Linked DNA regions of Homo sapiens: regions 2 and 3 are each linked to region 1. A link is a loop called in an ENCODE intact Hi-C map of the cell type or tissue named here. Cell type or tissue: endothelial cell of umbilical vein. All regions are shown on one strand. Links, peaks and the distances in the headings refer to the core of each region. The heading gives the core; the rest is flanking DNA.

What was found. Peaks named below come from ENCODE experiments on the same cell type or tissue, not always from the same donor. Only the 100,000 strongest peaks of a DNase experiment are listed, where the experiment ranks them.
Region 2: a loop joins it to region 1, with 19 times the contacts of the local background. A loop is called at or near these places in 94 of 110 quality-filtered maps.
Region 3: it touches region 1 in a loop (17-fold over the local background); 81 of 110 quality-filtered maps call a loop at or near these places.

The regions. Positions count from the first base shown.
Region 1 is chr7:107,146,426-107,154,513 of GRCh38, forward strand. It overlaps PRKAR2B (protein kinase cAMP-dependent type II regulatory subunit beta), which reads left to right. Exons shown (of 11, transcript NM_002736.3): 6 at 1-36; 7 at 4,497-4,598; 8 at 6,752-6,826. Among named protein-coding and RNA genes, the nearest start is that of HBP1, 19 kb to the right of the region's middle. RefSeq lists an enhancer at 5,452-6,651. In endothelial cell of umbilical vein, for the core only: a CTCF peak has its summit at 4,226 (motif pointing left); a DNase peak (open chromatin) is centred at 4,176; H3K27ac peaks cover 601 bases.
Region 2 is chr7:106,943,672-106,950,441 of GRCh38, forward strand. No RefSeq gene overlaps it. Among named protein-coding and RNA genes, the nearest start is that of PIK3CG, 82 kb to the left of the region's middle. In endothelial cell of umbilical vein, for the core only: a CTCF peak has its summit at 3,760 (motif pointing right); a DNase peak (open chromatin) is centred at 3,770; H3K27me3 peaks cover 276 bases.
Region 3 is chr7:106,789,618-106,796,387 of GRCh38, forward strand. All of the region lies in intron 1 of LINC02577 (long intergenic non-protein coding RNA 2577), which reads left to right. Among named protein-coding and RNA genes, the nearest start is that of LINC02577, 18 kb to the left of the region's middle. In endothelial cell of umbilical vein, for the core only: a CTCF peak has its summit at 3,593 (motif pointing right); no DNase peak of the experiment used is centred there.

The sequences.
Region 1 (8,088 bases), core at 1,490-6,489:
ATCACTGCTACCTCTCCTGGTGCTCTGTGGGGTTTGGTGAGTAAAATACTTATTTGACCTGAATGTTATGATTTGTAGCAATTGCTATGACGGTGTTACAAATTGCCGCATGTAGTATTTTAATTTAAAGATCATCAGTCATCAGGTAATTTATTAAGCAGCCACTGAATGCTGAACTGTAGGGCACTAAGACTTCACTAAGTCAGATCCTGATGTCATTGCCCCCACTCCTCCAGTCCAGTCAGGAGCTTGGGACCTGGTGGCCCAGGAAAGACACTCAGATTCAGAATGCTCCTGTCTTACCCACTCTTAGAAAATAACCAGCCATACAAACACAGCCTTAAGTACTTTTTCTCAGATAGCTTTCTGAGGTAAGTATTATAATCTGATAAAGTTGTGGCTCCCAGAGTGTGGTCCCCTGAACACTGGCAGCTGTATCACTTGGGAACTTTTTAGAAATGCCCATTCTGGGGCCCCACCCACTGATTCTGACCTACTGCATCAGAAATTCGGAGTTTGAGAAACCAGTATAAAAGGATGCTCTTGGTGCTATAAATTGATTGGTAACTACTCTGCATTTAAAAGCAGTTGTGTAGGGAAAAAATGCTTGGTGGCTGTGCTCATGTGCCCCACATCAGAATTACCTGGAGTATTTTTTTAAAATCCTCTTACCTAGCCACGAGGTCAGGAGATCGAGACCACGGTGAAACCCCGTCTCTACTAAAAATACAAAAAATTAGCCGGGCACGGTCGTGGGTGCCTGTAGTCCCAGCTACTCAGGAGGCTGAGGCAGGAGAATGGCATGAACCCGGGAGGCGGAGCTTGCAGTGAAGCTGAGATTGCACCACTGCACTCCAGCCTGGGCGACAGAGCGAGACTCTGTCTCAAAAAAAATCCTCTTACCTAGACCTCACCATGGGCAAATTGATCAGAATCTTCAGCACTGGGACCTGAGCATTAGTACTTTTAAATACATTTCTTAATGTGGTATTCCCGCAAGACTTAAAAGCTGGTTTAAAGATACATTCGGGCAATATTTTCACATATGATAGGATGCAAATTATTAGGCACTACTAAAGCTCCTTCTGGAGGATTGTATTTAAGGTAGTGATTCTCAAACTTTAATATGCTTACAAATCACCTGGGAATCCAGTTAAAATGCAGATTCTGATTCAGTGGTTCTGGGGTGAGGCCCGTGATTTTTGCATTTCTCATCAGCTCCCAGGAGATGGCAGTACTGCCTGATGTCAGGCCAAACCTTAAACAGCATCGATTTAGGGAAATGTTTACAGTATATGTATTTTCTTTTAAAATTGTTGAAAATAGCCCACCCACTAGTTTTGACATGCATTTATTGGGTTATTTCTCTCAAATCCTTTTGTGGAAAGAGAAGAGGTTGAAGTAAATATGAAGTCTGTTAAAAGTCTCATTTCCAAGGACTACTGTATATAGCATTGTGGAAGTCACACATTATTTAGTCACAGTTCAGCATTTGACTCTGAAGTCAATTCAGCTGATAAAAAATATCTCTTGATCAAAGAGACAAGACATTTTACATTTCTTTTAATTGGAACCAGTTATTATATACTTATTTAAAAATGTGATGAGTCACTTTTTTAAGGTTTAGAGGAAAAGCTGAATTGTCTCAGGAAAAGGAAAGAACTGTCAGTGATTTGAATACCCAAAGCCAGCAAAGAAAAAACTTCAAACCAGGACAGTCCTTCACCCACAGAAGTCTTTGTCTGCCTGTAATTAAAGTGGTGGGATAAATCTAGCATCTGCCATGACCTGTTTTATTCAGGAAGGTTTACTTTTCAAATGTAGTCATTCCAATGGGGTTGCCGTTCAGATTCAGATTGTCAGATTGTCACACAGTGAGGAAACTGCCTCCTTGCACATCTTCAGAATAAGATCAACTGTTTTATAGGTTGGCCTCTTTGAATACTGATAGTTTTTAGCCCTTGTAGAAACTTTAATGGGGTATAAAAGACCCAGAATTTCCTAGTGCACGTACTACTTAAGTTCCTAAGATAGGATTAAGCATTTTCAGAGCTTTTTAGTAGTCTATACATGTTATTAAATTTTATAAAAATGGGCAGTTTGTGATAATCCTCCTGACATATAATAGCTTTCTAAAAAAGTTAGAATAATTAACATAATTACTTAGTATTTCAAGCCTACTTTTTAAGGGTGACTTGACTAATTATAATAACTCCTTCTCAGGGAGAGTCGAGTAGAAAATAAATTTTTCTTTTAAGGTCAACAGACTGGAGGTCTGCCTTATAAATACAGGTGTGTAAAGATAAGCAAAAAAAGCCCAAGAGAAAAGTCCATTGCAGAATAGTCTCACTCTGTAAATAATATTTGGTCACTATTAGCCTTAGGGCTAACATGATCTACGTGACTATACTGATGATTTGGAAAGGTGATTTTTGAAATGGCTTCAGGATGAAAGTATTTGAAATTCTGGACTTTATATGTCACAGTGGGTGTGAAGAGGTAGGTTACTAATGGAAAATTCTTTCTGAGAGATATAACTGATTATGATTAGTTTCTAAATCATTAAGCTATTTTGAGTCTTCTCTGTTTTGCAATAACCGCTGTCCATACAATGGTGTTATACCTGATTTCCAAACCTGATTACATATCAGAATCACTTTGGGAGCATTTATGAATTATTGAGCCCTACATGCAGAGATCTTGAGTCATTAAGGTCTGGTGTCTCAGAAATCTTTTTTAATACTATAGCTTATTCTGATGCAGAGCCAGGCTTGGAAATAATTTCAATATTTGTGCTAATTATCTTGTAAAATTTTCTTTTAAAAAAAGTATTAGGAGTAAAACAAGTCCAAATTACAGCCAATACCAAATTGGGAAACAAGATGTTTAATTTCCTAGTGTCTTAGTCCTTTTGGGGTGCTATGACAGACTGTTATAGAATGGGTGGCTTAAGCAGCATACATTTATTTCTCATGGTCTGGACGCTGAGAAGTCCAAGATCAAGGCACCAGAAGATTCGGTGTCTGGTGAGGGCTTGTTTTCCTGTTTAACAGACAGCGTCTTCTACTTGTGTTCTCACATGGTGGAAGGGGCAAGGGAGCTCATTGGGATCTCTTTTATAAGGACATTAATCCCATTCATGAGGGCTCCAGCCTCATGACCTAACCATCTTCCAAAGGCTCCACCACCTAATACTATCCTGGGTGATTAGGATTTCAACAGAGGGATTTTAGAGTGATAGAAACATTCAGTTGCAGTCCATCACACCTAGAGACTTTCATCTATACTGGCATTTTTCTCCATTGCACTAGTTCATTTAAATTCAGCCTTATTATGTTGGCATAAGAAAGAATGAATAAGACCTAGTATTTGGTAGCACAATAGGGTGACCATAGTCAATAATAAAATTGTATATTTTAAAATAAATGTAATTGGATTTTTTGTAACTCAAAGGATAGATGCTTGAGGGGGCAGATACCCCATTCTCTATGATGTGCATATTTCATGTTGCATGCCTGTATCAGAACATCTCATGTACCCCATAAATATACACCTACTATGTACCCACAAAAATTAAAAATAAAAGTAAAAAAAAATTAAAATATTGGCATAGTAATTTATTAAATAATATATCCCAATTTTTACTTTATTAAAATGGTATAATTGTTTATTAATGAATGCCAATCTAACATAATTATTGAGGCTTTTATTAAAGAATTAAAATATTTTATGAGAAATTATTTAAAATAAAATTTTTAGGAAAATAATGTTTTGAGCTGTATCCTTAAAATTTTTACTAGTTCTTCAACCGAGTTCTGTATCTTTGAGGGCATGATAGTATAAACAGGAACATTTTAGACTGTGAACATGGTAAACACTGGAATTAGATCTTACTCAAAAACATAGTTGTAGTTTCTCTGTGCCTTCACATTAAATAAAAATTTTTTTTATGAGTACATATTATGTGTATATATTTACAGGGTACATAAGCTATTTCGATAACAGCATACAATATATAATGATCACATCAGGGTAAATGGAGTAGCCATCACTTTAAGCATTTATAATTTCTTTGGGCATCCCTCCACATTTTTGACAAGAAAATTTTGACATAATGTGGATATGAAAAAGAACGTAGAGTACATAACAGAGTAAAAGAACAGAGTGCTAGTATACATATTTAAAAATGCTGTGACAGCGCCTCCTTGTGGGCAGAACCCAACATATTGGTCAGATTTCTGTTATGTATAAAAAGTCAACAGATGCTTTCTTTAAAAAAAAAAAAAAAAAAAAAAAAGAAAACAGTATTTTATGTGGTTCTGTATTATATTTTGTGCTTGACGAAATAAAAATATGAAATGAGTTGCATTAAAAGTATAATGATGTTAATCTTTTATTTCAGAATCTTCAATCATTGTTTCTTGTAGGGAATAAAATAAAACTATTTGTATAGCTTTACCCCCATAAAATTTACCCTTTAACTGTTCTGCCTGTAGGACAGGGTAACCTTCAGGAGAATAATTGTGAAAAACAATGCCAAAAAGAGAAAAATGTATGAAAGCTTTATTGAGTCACTGCCATTCCTTAAATCTTTGGAGGTAAGTATATGTTTATGCTTTTATTTTATTTTGCTTTAAAAGTTTCTGTTTTGCTAGGAATATTTAGTTCTATAGAAAAATTTCTTTGAATAAAAAAAAATCTATCCATGTTTTTATTTGAAAAGATTAAATGGTAGTGCTAATTTTTATAACTCATTGTTTCTTCTGCTATCTATAATTTCATTTGTTTTGTTATTTGAAAGTAATACATTCCTACCCAGCATCTATAGCAAATTTATATGTGGTCTTTATCTGATAGCAGACTTAATATAATCACATAGATGTAGACAAGAGCCACTAGTTGTAACTTTACAGTGAGGCGTTCTCTAGATATAGAATGTCCTCTCTGGCCTCTTCCTCTCAGTCATCTTTGCTGTTTATTCCTCTTTTCTTCTCCTCTTAAAACTGGCATTCCAGGCCTCTGTCCTTGGCCTCTTCTCTTTTCAGGATACACTTATTCACTTGGTGAACATGTCGAATCCCATGGCCTTAAATACAGATGTCCCTTGACTTACTATGGGGTTACCTTACGAATAAACCCATTGTGAGTTGAAAATATCATAAATAGAAAATGTATTTAATACACCTAAACTATGGAACATTCGAGCTCAGCCTAGCCTACCTGAAACATGCTTAGGACACTCACATCAGCCTACAGCTGGGAACAGTCACCTGGCAGCACAGTGCACTGGAGAGCATGGGTTGTTCACCTCATTGTGGTGAGGCTGGCTGGGCGTTGTGGCTCTCTGCCTGGCGTTGTACTGCATATCGCTAGCCTGGGAGAAGATCGAAACTCAAAATTAGAAGTATAGTTTCTATCGCTTTCAAACAACTGTAAGGTTGAAAAATCATTAATCAAGCCACTGTAAGTCAGGGACCACCTGTACTGTCCATATATTGATGCTTCTTAAAATTGATATCACTGGGCAAGGCCCCTCCCTTGAAGGTCAGACTTACTTATCCAACTGCAAATGTAAGATTTCCTCTCAGATGTCTAATAGACATCTCAAACCTAGTATGTCCCAAATCTACTCCTTTTCTCTTTCCCCGCAGATGGCAACATATCCTTCCAGTGTCTCAGGCCAAAAACCTTCGAGTTAGCACTGACTCATATGAACCACCATCACCTCTTGCCTGGCTAATTGCAGAGTCATCTTTTAAAATCCCTGGTTGTGGCACTGCTCTATTTAAGCTCCTCCTCACATGGCCTCTAAGGCTCTGCACAGACTGTCCCATTCCCCCACCCATTTTCCCCAACCTCATTTCCTACTGCTCCACACTCATCATCTCTCTGTTGACACATCAGCTTCTTGCCACTCCTCAAACACACCTGTCCCACACCCACTTCGGGGTCTTTGTACTTGCCGTCTGTCTGGAATGTCTTCCTACACAGCTGCAGGGCTCCTTCATTTCTCAGCCCAGAGGTCTTCTCAATGAGACCAGCTCTTAGGTTTTTATCTTTGAAGGTAGAGACTTATGAGAGAGAGTAGGTTGTTGTTACCCTAAAAATTCAGCTTCATTTTCCATACTTCATCATTAAATTAAATGCTTTTCTATTTCACTGTCATATTTGAAGTATTTTGAGAGTAATTAAAGACAGGCATATATATGTACCCACAACATCTTATAAAATGGCAAGTGTCAAAACAGCAGTGCTTCTCCTTTTGAATGTCTCTGTTGGATTATCAGCTTACATCTGGTAAAAATTTTGTCCACATCACACAGTGCGTGGTAGACAGCTGATCTTTTCCAGCAGCATATTTCTTTAAATAAGAGTAGGTCAGGGATTGGAAATCTGGTGCCTTCAGAGCTAGGCAGGTAACACAGAGAAGAAAACCAAGCCAGGAAGGGACTTTGGCAGATTGGAGAACATGTATTTCATTAAAGAAACAGCTGCTATCCCACCATAGTTTTATTGTTGCCATGTGGAAATATGGGCTATGTGATGCTGATTTTTCAAGAGAAGCTGGAGATTGAATTTTTATGAAAAATTATTTTAAAATGCTGGCTGGTAATTAATACAACAAACACATATACAACCTACACACTGCTCGATTTATTTGGCCTATAGGCTACCAGTTTTTTACTCCCGAACTAGATAAGCTTACCCAGTTAATTTGTTTCTATTTAATATTGTTTTTCTTTCTTTGTAGTTTTCTGAACGCCTGAAAGTAGTAGATGTGATAGGCACCAAAGTATACAACGATGGAGAACAAATCATTGCTCAGGTATGATATTTTGAAATGTAATTCAGTTTAGGGTTATATTCCAAAAGGTTCCTGTAGTGGTAGATCTTGATAAACTTTTCATATTTCTAAAATTAGTATGCAGTGATGGGTTAAATAAATATTACTTCTACCAAATGACCTGTTAAAAATGGTTTCATTTATAGTCATTACTCTATTGAATATTTTTGTTTATGTAATTAACTCCTAATGAAGGTGTATTAAACCATCAAATGGTTTTCTGCATCATTGTAGTCATTTATAAGAGGAAAAAACAGGTGAATGTTCCATGACATTAATGAGGACCCAGAAAGTACACTGGAAAATTCTATAGAGTTTTGCATGATCAGTTCATGATGAAAATTCCTGAGGCTGCTCCTTGATAAAATTCACCAAGAAAGGAACACACTGCAACATATACTGTTTTGGCTTCCAAGACTACATGTGGGTCAACATGTTATTTAATCCCTAATACTTTTCTAAGATCCCAGCTGGAACCAATAATATTAGATACCTGGGTTGGAGTAGGGCTACCAAAAGTAGAATTTGTGAAGACTGTTGAAGTTCACAGGTAAAGCATGCAGATGATAGTACCTTGTTTCCTAGTTATATTTTTGAAGCACTAAGCAAATGATTAAAATGGATTTTTAATAGATTCTGTAATTTTTGTATCACAGCCTTATACTGTTTTGTGCTCTTTATCTGAAATGCAGTCTTTTCCTTTATATGGGAAACAAGATTCAAGGTCTTTGAGACTGAGAAAAAGAATTGTTTTAGAAGACAAATACATAAGTAAATCTTTCGATCAACACCCCTCTCCCATTGCTGAGTGTGTGTGTGTGTATGTGTGTGTTAGAGCAGTCAGGGATTGGGAAGAAATGGAGTCAAGCAAGGTTAAAGTTCTACTGTATAAACTAGTAAATAACAAAGCAAAGAGCATGTTTTAAATGATTTTTTAAGGTTTTATTTTGAAATAATTATAGATTCACAGGAAGTTGCAAAAATAGTTTTGAGAGGTCCCGTGTACTCTTCACCCAGTTTCTCCTAATGCGTTTTGCATCACTGTTAATAACAATATCAAAACTAGGAAAATGACATTGGCATAATTCACAGACCATATTCAGTTTTCACCAGTTTTACATACACTTAGAGCGTGCTTTAAAAATAGTTAAAAATTACTCAGCAGTTAATAGACCTATTATGATTCAGAACACTCGAAAACTTAATATGAAGCTTTTATGAAAACCTGATACAAGAATAAGGGA
Region 2 (6,770 bases), core at 1,665-6,664, 200 kb before region 1:
TATGACCCTGTTTGTGTATCTATATATACTTTGTATATATATATAAATACATAAATGGGGTCATAGTATGCATATATAGATAATAAATGAGTCTTATTATACACAGCAGAGCATGTGCATATGTGTTGTTTGTATACTCTTGAGTAATGTCGGTGGGGGTACCAAACTGCTAACCTGTGGAGAGTGGGATGGGAGGAGAGGTAGTTAGTCTAGAAGGAGGTTGAGAACCTTGATTTTACTGTTGTCTTTAAATTTATGTACTGTTAGAATGTTTTTATGATGAATGTATATTATTTTTATAATTTAAAAAACTCATAAAAATTAATATCTTCTTAAAAATCCTACTATGGCTCCCTGTGGCCAAAAAATAAAGCCCAATCTCCTTAGCTACCAAAGGCTGCCATGATTTGTTTCTGATCTACCCCTCCCTTGCAGCCTCATTTCCTGAATCTCAACTGCCCTGCCCTCCTTCTTTTGCTCCCCTCATCCACTTGGTGGTAATTTGCTTGTTTGCTCTCACATCCACTCCCTGCCCTTCTCCCTTTGCTCTGTACCCCAGAAACTACACTTCCCAAGCTCCCTTTCCCTCTTGCTAGCTTTGGAGTAGCGTTGGCCAGTGGGTGCCGCGGCAGGAGACTGGAAGGCAGGAGTCGGGGAAAGGCCGGAATCCTGCCCCACTGTCTGCTTCAGGTCAGCATCTTTAACGCTGACCTCCTCCCCTGGCTTGTTCCCAGTTCCCACGGAACATTCTCTTCCTTCATAGACCCCATTCCCTTAAGGAAGGTCTACTGTGATTCCCACTTCCACAAGATGGCCCCAGATCCTGGGCTGTGGTAGCACCACCTTCTTTCCCTCCAGTCCTAGAGGAAGCAGCAGCTCCCTGGTACAGCTGAACTCTGAGCTGCCTCACCGTCTCTGTTTGACTTCTTATCCCTTCCATCACTTACATACCCTATTCTCTGCGTTACATTTCCTCTTCTTGAAATACCTGAAGTGCTGTGTGTTTTCGGGCTAAACTGACAAAGATGCACCACTCCCTCTTCCCACAGTGACAAAAAACTTACACAATAAAAGCATACTTTAATACCTCGAGGCTTCTGTTCAAGTCGTTCTCTCAGCCTGGAATATTATTTTTTCCTTTGTCTTTCTGTCAAAACCTTATTTGTTTCTCTCTTCTCCAGGAATCTTTCTCTAATTCCCATACATATTCACCCCTAGTCTGCATTCCAACCACTTCTAGGGAGCAAATGGACTACCCCAATGCACTTTGTGTCAAGTGTTGAATAAAATACTCCAAGGACAAGCAACATCTTAAGCCAATCAACTAACATCCCGTTGGCCATAGGGGATATCTTTTTTTTTCTATTTTGAAAAGCTGACAATAGTCACCTTATCATAAAGCCTTCCCAGACCACCCTGTATCAAGTTTCCCTCCTTCCCCCAACTCCCACTTCACCTCTATTTCTTTCCATCCACATATCCAGCTTTCACATCAAGCATTACAGAAGACAGTAATCAAATCAACGTCCTGGGGTTTACTACAATGTAAGAGCCATATGAGCAGGAATTTGGTCTGTTTGGTTCTCTCTCCTATTCTGAGCAGCTGGAATAGTGCCTACATATTGACAGAATAAATGAATGATTGACAACACACTGTGCTTTGGGTCACGGAAGGTGGAGAGCGAGACTGAAATGGTAGGTAAAAAGATACCAGTTCCAGCCTCATCATACTTTCTCTCCTCTATCTTACAAAACTCCAACTAGCCTTTCTCAGATTCTTGGACCCACTAAGATCTTGCCCAACTTAAGCTCCTTTTCATCTTTAAAGCCCAGTTTAAATATTTCCCATTTTTTTCTTTCCCCTGTCTGTTTCCCAAATAATGTCCATCAAAATTTGTAGTCATTATTTTATTCTCTCATTAGAATATTCATTTCACTAGGTTTAGGACCAGGTATCCCTAGTACCTATACCTGACACATAATAAGTGTTTTATTTATTTATTTATTTATTTATTTATTTATTTATTTATTGAGACAGGGCCCTACTCTGTCACCCAGGCTGGAGTGCAGTGGCACAATCCAGGCTCACTGCACCCTCCATCTCCTGGGCTCAAGCAATCTTCTCACCTCAGCCTCCTGGGTGTCTGGGACTACAGGCACGCACTACCACACCTGACTAATTTTTGTATTTTTTTCTAGAGTCAGGGTTTTATCCTGTTGTCCAGGCTGATCTTGAACTCCTAAGCTCAAGTGATCCACCCACCTCAGCCTCCCAAAGTGCTGGGATTACAGACGTGAGCCATCATGCCTGGCCTACGTGCTCAAAAAAAAAAAAAAGCTTGAAAGAGTGTTGATGAATGGACCAAGGACAAATTTTGCCTCACAGTTTTGATTAAGATCTACTGGGTTGCCCACCATTTAATTTCTGGGGTCAAACCAGGAAACAACATTTTCTAGTAGAAATACTCAAAGCCTTCCACTTGGCCACAGTTGTATTAGGACTAGAAAGTTTCCCTACCTCTACCCTATTTGCACAAATGAGACCCTACTCATCAAATGCCACTGCATAGAAACAGTTCTATGCTACAGCCAGTTCTATCAATCAATGGCTGAATAGTAGAAATAATGGGGAAAGTATTCTTTGAGGATTTTTAGAAGATGCTCTTGAGCAAAATCTCTCTTTCACATGATCTGTATTTTGTGGTGATATTAAAGACCTTCAGGAATTTCAGCTAACTAGTTTCTTATTTTATTTTGGGGACTTGGCATTAGCAGCAATTCAACTCTCAGTCTTTCACAAACCTAAAGATTTAGCTCCCCGAGGGCCTATTCTCTACCATGAGGTATTAGGACAAATGAGAAAAATACTGAATTCCTTGCAGCCTTAGTCTCATATGCTGAATCTTTTTTCATTCTCATACTTATTGTGCCTTTTTAAAATAAAATTATAAGTTAAGATTCCTACCTTTACTAATTCCATCTATTACCAATATAAGCTTCCCCAGAGCTAAATGGCACCATCCTACTCTCTCCTGTTACATGGGCCATGTAACAGTACATTTGCACATACCTGGCACATATTTGATGCTTTAATGAAAGAGGTACTGTAGGGCCGGGTGCAGTGGCTCACACCTATAATCCCAGCACTTTGGGAGGCCAAGGCAGGTGGATCACCTGAGGTCAGGAGTTCTAGACCAGCCTGGCCAACCTGGTGAAACCACATCTTTACTAAGAATACAAAAATTAGCTGGGCATGGTGGCAAGGGCCTGTAATCCCAGCTACTCCAGAGGCTGACGCAGGAGAATCACTTGAACCTGGGAGGCAGAAGTCGCAGTGAGCTAAGATCATACCATTGCACTCCAGCTTCGACAACAGAGCGAGAATCCGTCTCAAAAAAAAAAAAAGAAAGATAGAAAGAAAAAAACAGAAGTACTGTGATTTACCAGTTTTTGTCTTTATGAAGAAAATTGACAAACAATGACATTTTATGATTTTGTAAATAATGCATCCTTTTCTGGGTAATTATTATTGCCAGTACATTATGAAGTCCTTTGTTTTGTTTTATTTTTTAAATGAGTTCACTTTTGCATTTAAGTGCCTCTTAATACCACTTTTTCTCTTCAATTTGGTAATGAATGGCTCCACATTCTTGCTTCAGTTCAGTGAAGGTTCTTTTTTAAAAGCAGGGCCAGCCAGTTTATAGTCATGCATGTCCTGCCTTAGTGTTGAAGTAGATGCGTTTGCAGAAACCAACCCCCAGGGGTCAGAATTAACCAACTAGAAGTGGCCTTAGGGGTTTTAGTCATTAGCTCAAGAACCCTCAGCTGTCTTTCTCTGGAGAGTATCTTCTTATCTGTTGTGAGAGAATTGAGATTTTCTCCAAAGAACTTTTTTACATCTCTTTACCTGAAGATATCAGAGTAGGTCTGGATGACAAAAAGAAAAGGCAATGTCAAAAATCATTGTGAGTAGGCTAATGAACCCTTTGTATATTGCACAAAAATGTTCCTGAATTGACAATTTAGATAACTATTTTAAGTCTTTCCTAATCCTTTAGCAAGAAATAATGTTCTTTGCTGGTTTTCCAACTTAGACCAAATAGCTTCTATTTTCACACTGATATAATTCTTCCTCCTTGTCTTGAACCCACTGTATGTATCTTTTTAGAAAAAAGTACATTATGTATATATATAAGTTATAATTCATAAAAACTTTTCAGAAAACTATTTCACAGAAGCACATTTGTATCTGACCTCAGATGTAGAGTATGGCAAAGGCAAAAACTAAGAACTAATGTTTAAAATGTTTATGGTGTTAAAATGTCAGGTTAACACTTAATTCAATACTTTTGGAGGATATTCCTATCAGAGTGGCTTCTTATGTTACAGTCAAAATTACTTTCTTGAGAGAAAACAAATATCCCAAAGTTTCTTGCAGCCCAGTTGTTTTCACTTTTGTCCTGTGGAAAGCCAAAGAAAAGCAAAGGCCACCACTCATGGGTAATGACCAAGCTTGAGCACCAGCATAAACTTAACTGTCATCAGAATTCCAGTAACACCTCCATCATCCTTGAACACAGTTATCATCTGTCCCCTTCCCTATTCTGCTCCCAAAATCCAATTTTCCTCCTTCATTCTTATTATCATCTGGATTCCTCATTTGGTGGTAACAAACTTCTTTATTATTCTCAACCTGTTCGAATAAATTCCCTGCTCTCTACTCTCCTTGCATAAGAGAGAAGCTCTGCAGTCCCTGTGACACCACTTTTCTGCAGTCCTCTGGGACTAGGGTAAGAGCTGTTCTGTATTTTCAAGCTCTGTTTGTGTGTATTGCAAGGAAGGTTGCAGAATTCTCCTGTTTCCGCTTCCAAACTATTAATACTTCCTTTAGTCGCTCATTGTCATTCTCATCTCTGACCTCACTACACATTCAACATAAACTCGGCCAATTGGGTCACTTCTTCCACCTGGAGGACTTTAAATCTCCATGCATAAGCCACCTTAGGCTCACAGTACCTTGAGTCTCATGACCACACCTTGAGTTTAATTACTCCTCAGAATTGCTCCATCTTGGAAATCTTAGACTCCAATACCACTTCTGCCTCCACCACCATATTCTATTCTTCTAGATCATCACAATACAGCCACCATTCAACCAGACTGCTACCGCCAGTTCTGAATCCCACCCAGGACTGGAGGCAGCAGTTTCCTTTACTCTTTTCCACCCTAGATTCCATGCTCACTTCAATCCCTTGTACTCTACCATCTCCAATTTCTCACTAGGTGGACTCCTTTTCTCCTCCCAGCTCTTCTCTCTCCTGTTTTCGTATTACATACTCTCCCTGAGTGACTTCATCTACTCCCACAGCTTCAGCTGCTACTAATAAGCTGATGCTTTCCAAATTTCCATCTCCAGCCAGATCTTTTTCCTAAATTCTGGAGCCACATAACTGAGTATCTATTGGACATTTCCATAAGCACTTCAAACTCAGCTTGTCAAAACTGAGTTACTCATCCCTCCCCTACAGTGGGAGTGGGAAATGTGATCCTCCTCCAATATCCTTCATCTTAGTGAATGGTGCATCATCTACCAAGTCTCAAATCTAAAAACCAAGAGTCATTCTTGACTCCTCTCTCCCTTGGCCACTTGGCCACATGCATTCTTTCTATCACCAAGTTCAGTCAGTTGTACTTATTCCTAAGTATCTGTGGAATGGACCCAACCCATATGGACTCTATTCATTTCTTCCTTGAATCTTTTATCAGGATTTTTTGTTGCAAACAAAAGAAACTAGTTCTGGAAAATTGGTTATAAGAAAAAAAATACACAAACACACACATACGTATCAGAAAGATACTGGGTAGCTCCCCGAAACTGAAGAAAAACTGACTAGACCTCTCCCTGAGCGACTTCATCCTCAGGGAGGATGGAGGAACCAATGGCTTACAGAGGTAAGAAACCTTCTAAGGTTTACCATTAGCTGATTTAGCTCCAATCATCTTATGTGCTTATGTACCTCCTAGCTAATCTCGTCTTAACCACTCACATACCACCTTGACAATCCAGTCTACACACAGTAGCCAATAAGCTTTCTTTTTTTTTTTTGGAGACTGAGTCTCGCTCTGTCCCCCAGGCTGGAGTGCAGTGGTGTGATCTCGGCTCACTGCAAGCTCCACCTCCTGGGTTCACGCCATTCTCCTGCCTCAGCCTCCCAAGTAGCTGGGACTACAGGCACCCGCCACCACACCTGGCTAATTTTTTGTATTTTTAGTGGAGACAGAGTTTCACCATGTTAGCCAGGATGGTCTCGATCTCCTGACCTCATGATCTGCCCGCCTGGGCCTCCCAAAGTGTTGGGATTACAAGCGTGAGCCACCGTGCCTAGCCAGCTTTCCTTCTAAAGTAGAAATCTAACGATGTCTCTCTCTTGCTTAAAATCCTTCAATGGCTAATCAGAGCTTTCAGAATAAAAATCTCCAGCATTCATGAGTTGGCGTCTTTCAGCCCCATCCCTAACCATTCATCTATCCTCCCTCCACCTTACACCCTATACTTGGGTCCTACTTACTACATTTAGCTCCCTGCATATGCAGAAATCCCTCTTGTTCTGGTGCCTGTATCAATAACAGCGGTCCTGGCAGAAACAGAACTCACCTAAGGTGGTTCAAATGAAGACCCTTGAATGAAAGAACCACTTTCAGAGGTGTGGGAAGAGTTAAGTGAATCAACAAAGGAAGATGGTGTGCCCATAGATTAGCAATGGTAGGAA
Region 3 (6,770 bases), core at 1,665-6,664, 360 kb before region 1:
AGTGGCTCGCACAAGCAATCCCAGCACTTTGGGAGGCTGAGGCAGTTGGATCATTTGAGCCCAGGAGTTTGAGACCAGCCTGGGCAACACGGCAAACCCCAGCTATATAAAAAATTAGCCTGCCATGGTGGTGCATGCCTGTAGTCCCAGCTACCTGGCAAGCTAAGGTTGGGGGATCACCTGAGCCCAGGGCGGGGAGGAGGAGGGGGTTGTCAAGGCTGCAGTGAGCCATGATCAAGCCACTGCACTGCAGTCTGGGCAACAGTGAGACCCCATCTCAAAAATAATAAATAAATAACTGAAAATGTTGTTAAGTATGTAGCACCTCTCTTCTTCCTGCTTTGCCATGTGACATGCCTCCTCCCACTTTGCCTTTGGCCATGAGTAAAAGCTCCCTGAGGCTTCCACAGAAGCCAAGCAGATACTGGCGTCATGCTTCCTGTACAGCCTGCAGAACTCGGAGCCAGTTAAATCGCTTTTCTTTATAAATTACCCAGTGTCGTGTATTCCCTTATAGCGAGACCTAATACAGTTTGTCTTATTGTCTTTCATTCTTTATTTGTTAATTCATTGCACACTTATTAAATGTTCATCATACACGCACTGCTGCTCCTGCAGGAGATCACTGGCCTTTATCCTATCCCTTGGCTCCATCTTTCTTCCCACCTTTCTGTGGAAACTGACAGGAGCAACTAATTCAGCCCTGAGGGTCATGAATATCCACAAAGGGAGCATTTAAGTTGATTTTACCAGGATTTTCTTCTCCCTTTCCCAGAAAATTTGAGTGGAAAATCCCTCTTGATCAAGTCAGCAAATCTCCTGCCAAACAAATTCTTCCCAGTCTTTGAAAGATCCAATCCCCCTATTCTGGTAGGTTTGGCTATTATCCAGGAAACCTAATCTCACTCCTCTAAACCAGCAACAGAAGCCAAGTCTTCCTTTCCTGCATCCTTTTCTTCCAAAGCCAACTGGAAAGAAAAAATAAACCAAAAATTCTATCTAGACCCTAAAATTCTCTATTTTCTGTTCAAAACTCCAACAATGGAGATACAATTGAAACTTCTTAACATCACAGAATTTGTTTTTAGCAGAAATCGATATAAGAGGCCAGCCTCCTCCTCCTCCTAGAGATGAGGGAGAAATAGAGACTCAGAAGGGTATGCAATGTGCCAAGAGCCGGGCAGGACAATGCACTTGTCAGGGCCTGAGTCTTAAGAAGTCAACATTTACCAAGTCCCCACAGCCTGTCTTGTCATCAGGAACTGAAGGAAGCAAATGAGAGGGGAGCCCACCAACTCTCTGTGGTCCAGGTGTAATCAGGAGGCCCCTCCCCATGTTCTCCTCCAGGACACCTTTGGCAGGAATGAAGAGGGGACTCTGTATGCTCCTGACTGGAGCCCAACCTACCAATCCCCAGCCTTCACACTCCACACCACTATCCTCCTTGAGACCACCAAGATCAACCTCAGCATGCTCCCTAACCTTGTTTATGTCAACACAAGAAGCCCAGGACTCCCAGGTCAGCCCTCAGACCCCACACGGCTCTATGAGAGCAAACAACCACCTCCTCAAACACACACACACGATCCTAATTACCCCTCCTGCACTGCATTTTGTTTTTTTTTTTTTTTTACTTAGCATTTATGATTATTTGATAATTCATAAGCTCTATTTACTTGTTTTTCCATCCTCTCCCAGAATAAAAGGTCTTTGAGAGCAGGAATTTTAGTTTGTTTTGTTCACTCTTCTATCTTCAGTGTTAGCACTTTGTAAGAGCTTAATAAACATTTGTTAAATCAATAAATCTCTAAGACCGTTTTTTGAAGTCTGAAAATGCCAGGATGAAAGGATGTCGGAGAAGTTTAAGAGAAGAGCCATCATTTGTGGCAGCCAGAACACTTGAAAAAGGGAAGGCTTGAATTCTAAAGATTTTCAGAACCGGCATGGATCAAGTGAAAGAACAATTAGCAGTGGGGTGTTCAGAGCAGACACAGGGCCAGACATAAGCAAAATAGCGTTCCTTCTGAAACAGGGAATAGAAATAACTTCACACCTACTATGTGCCAAGCACCGTGTCAACAAGCACTATTCAAGATGGAATTGTTATCCCCATATACAGATGAAGAAACTGAGGCAAAGAGGAGATAAGTAACTGCCCAAGATCCACAGTTAGTAAGGAGGAGAGCCACTTTTCAAACCTGAAGTTTACCCAGATCCAAAATCCACCTCCCTTCCTCTCACTGAGTCTGCCTGGCCCATCCATCCCAGGCATCAGGCCCCTTCCTCTGTGACCCCGACTGAATTCTTCAGTGCCTCCTTCTCCAAGTTCCAGATGACCCCGAGGATCAATTAGTTCCCATGCAGTGCTAACAAATGCCACAGGCTCAGACCCTGGGTCCTGTCTTCCTCTCTAAATCAACACTTGCAGGAAAAAAGTATGGACCCAACTAGAAAGTACTTTTAATGATTAAGTTATTAAATAAACCCCAAAAAAGTACAGTGAAAGGGATTGGTAAGGGGGATAATTAGAATATAGCCTACTGGTATATCTGGTAAAGTTTTTATGATAATAAATTAAAATATCATAAAGTTTTTATAATAAATAGGATATTGATTAGTCTTTTCTAAACCTCAGCATACTTTTTTTTTGGTTTTGAAACAGAGTCTCTGTCACCCAGGCTGGAATGTAATAGCACGATCTTGGCTCACTGCAACCTCCACCTCCTGGGCTCAAGTGATCCTCCTGCCTCAGCCTCGGCATACTTTCTAACCTTGTTTATGTCACCACAAGAAACCCAAGGCTCCTGGGTCAGCCCTTATCCCCCACACGGCTCTATAAGCAGTAAGCAACCACCTCCCCAAACACACACACGCAATCCTTATCTTCCTTCCTGCCCTTTTGTAAAACTTAGCATTTATGATCATTTGACAAATCATATACTTTATTTACTTGTTTGTCCATCCTTTCCTGGAATAAAAGGACTATTAGAGCTGGAATTTGTTTGGACAGAAAAAAAAAGTGTTTAAATAAAAGCAGAGAGAGAGAGACATGGTTTATAACAAAGTCTCATTAGGATGATGAAACACTTAAATAAATTTTTACTGGGGTCGTGATCCCTGGAAAAACTTTCAAAATAAGAACTCTGACATTCACACTGAATGACTCTTCCTTCCATCACCGAGACACTCTGATCCAGATCAGATGGCCTCACAGTTCCGGCCAACTGGGTGAATCCAGGGTTAAAAATGGCCACCTACTTTTCATGGGGCCCACTCGACAGCTCAGTTGTTTGGAGGTATAGTGCTTGCAGAACCAAGGTCACAGGTAATGAGCGGGATTATTGTTCATCATTAAGCATTAAGTGTTATCTATGAAATGATGTTGTTTAATGGTGCTATAGGCTTTTAGCAATAGAGTCATCAAGAAATATAAAATCCAGACTTTAGGTTTAGTGGGAGAAGAGGGAAAGGAAAGCTTAAAATTAGGATAGTTGTAAGAAAGATGCTTATTAAAGAAAGATGAATGGAGTTTCTCTGCTTCTAGTCCTAAAAGACACTAGTGTTACAGGTACCTGTTATTTTTCCACCTGCCCAGCAGGTGTCAGTGTAAGACAATGTTCCTAGAACTGACCAAGCTTTTTTAAAAATTGAGAGTTATCAAATTATAAAATACAGAAGATACAATAAAGATGGGTTTGCAAAAATTTTCACATGAGCCTTTAAATGAGGGAAGGAGATGACCAAAAATAAGTTTCCAGAAAGGTAAGATGATCAGAGTTGGACTGGGGGGCCTCAGAAGGCCCCATCTGGCTCTCAGATTTCTTGTCAATTCAGCGGGAATTCCTGGAGCATCTCGGGGCTGCAGGAGGACTCAGCACTGTTGGAAGAGTTCGTTGCTGGTAACTAGCACAGTAACAAATGAACACTCCCAGGGAAAATGGTAGTATTCCACCAGGCATACTCTCTTAAAAAACAGACACCGTCTCTGCTTCTCAGAGGCTTACAATAAGAACATAGAAATCCTGTAATTCATGAAAATATATTATTATAAGAACTAAAAAAGTGAATCAAGGAAAAAGAGATGGTCATCAATGGTTGCATGAATAATTTGCAGAATGCACTGAGTTAGTCAGGGTGAGCTTCCCGGAGGAGCTGGCCATTGAGCTGTGACGAAAGAGAACAGAGCCACAAATCCAGGGTTCCACCCTAGCTCCTGCCTTTCTGTTCTGCATTCAGTTTTTCTCCTCCAAATACAAATGTCCTATACACTGATGAAGGGCAAGCAATACAGAAAAAGAAAATAAACACAACTTATTTTTTTAATTCACTATATAAAGGTTCCGTGGGTATTTTAAAGGGAAAATGGTGGGGGGCGGGGGCTCTTATCTATTGCGCATGTAACAAGACATACATTATGTCATACAAGTCTAACCAAAATCCTGAGATGTAAGTAGTATTGTTCTCATTTTTGCATAAAGGATCCAAGGCTCCCAGAAGCCATAAACTTGCCCAAGATTATGATATCTAATATTTATGAGGGATTACTCCGCATACACAATAATCCTATGAAGTTACTATTATTCCCATTTATTGGATGAAGACATTAAGCCTTACAAAAAATAAGTGATTGTCTCCCCAAAGCCACAGGCCTCAGGAGCCATTAAGATGAAATTCAAACTCATGTTTAGCAAGGTGGGTTCTCTGGGAACTCAGGTTGTAGGTGTTTGCTAGGAAGTGCCCTTAGGATTAGTACCTATGGAGAGAAGGGGAGGGTGGAAGGATTGGCCAGCACTGGGCCAAAGAGCCAGGCTTTTCTACACCTGTCTCCATCAGTCACTGGATATGGGCCTCACAGGAGGGAATGGCCTTGGGGAAGGCAGCTCTCTGCAACTGAGGTGGACCTGAAGGGTTGGTACCTGACAACTGTCTGCTGACAGCACTCCCAGAGCTAGAACAAGTCCTTCCTAGGAGGGGCATCTGGCATCACCACGTTCATTATGCCATGCCTGTGTCTTACTTTGTTCCAGTTAATCATGATCTCTGCTACACCATGCTGGGAGAAGGCCAGAAGGGAGGCAGTGGTAGTCTTTGATAGAGTTGGAGGGTGGGGCAGGGCTGGGGGTTGTGGAGTGGTGAGCCCAGACCCCAGACTTCCTGGGGAAATGAATACCAGGCTCTCATCCAAAGAGACATTTCATCAAATAACATCAAGTGGAAATAAACAAAGGGGTTGAGGCTGATTGCACTGGCTCCAAGTACTGTCAGCCATTAGATGCTTGTTGTTCAGTTGATTGACAGCTTCCAGGTGGCCAAGTAAGGAAGGATGCAACAGTTGGCCCAGACCTCGTGCTGCTTAGTAACATCTGATCTCCTCCTGCTGTGTGCCGCTTTCTCACCCGGAGGCACCTGAGCTGCTCCATATGCCTGGTGTGCTAAGCGCTGGCCTTTCTGTGCTGTGCGGTCCTGCTCTAAGGTGAGGGTAGCCTTGAGAGGGCTGTTTGCCATTTGGAAATAGAGTCAGCTTGTGGCTCTCTCAAGAAGTGAGAACAGCAAAATTCAAGCCTGAGTGGTAACCAGTTTCTCATACTTCTGCTTGAATTCAGAGAGCAGCTGACTTGACAGAAGGCAAAAAGCCGGCCAGCTTAGCTCACTCAGTGACAAGTGAGCACAGAGCAAAACTAACTTTCCATGGTTCAATTCCTCTCCAGTGTCACCCTGCTTGCACATGGAAGGGAGGCCTGAGAGGCTGCAGAATGGCCCTGGAGAAGGCAAGAGACATCATCTGGTTGGCCTGGAGTGCACGTCTGTGAGAGACTTTGGGGCAGTTCTCTCTTCTCTATGCTAGAGCCATTGATGCCCTGTGCACTTCATTGCCTTTGACCATCATTCCTTGCTCCTGGAATGCCACCTCCTCTTTGCCACAGTTAATAAAACCAGCTGAAGCCTCCGTTCAAACTCTCTTCCATGAAACTCTCCATCCGCATCACCACTCCGGTCAAAAGTACTGCAGTTTTTCTTCATTTGATACCTATCACTTAGCAACAGGGGTTCCAGCATTTTAAATTGTGCGTAAGAATCTCCTGAAGTGTTTGATTAAAGGCAGATCTTATGGCTGTGGGCTCTAGCCATTCTGAGTCAGCAGGAATGGAGAGGGCTGGGAGTCTGGATTTTCATTATCAGTCTTGGCCCTCCTGGTGAACTTGGTTTGAAAAAGGATACTTAGAGAAGTACTGGCATTATGACTGTAAAACATTTCTTCTCTCCAAAAGAAGGGATGATACACTTGCTGTAGAGTCTGTTTCCTCCTCTGAAGTGCATGCAATAGTGTTACAGGACCCCAACACTTACCCAAAGGTAGCCTTTGGGAAGGGGGTTTCCACACTATAGTCCCTTCTGCGGTGAACAGAAAGATGTTACAGGACTCCAACACCTACTGGGGGTTTCCTCACTATAGTCCCTTCTGTGGTCACCAAAAAGATGTTACAGGAAAGGCATCCCCATCCAGACCCCAAGTGAGGGTTCTTGGATCTCAGGCAAGAAAGAATTCAGGATGAGCTTGTAGAGTAAAGTGAAAGCAAGTATATTAAGAAAGTAGAGAAGCCAGGAATGGTGGCTCACGTCTGTAATCCCAGCACCTTGGGAGGCTGAGGCGGGCAGATCACAAGGTCAGGAGACTGAGACCATCTTGGCTAACACAGTGAAACCCCATCTCTGCTAAAAATACAAAAAATTAGCCGGGTGTGGTGGCATGTGCCTGTAGTTCCAGCTAC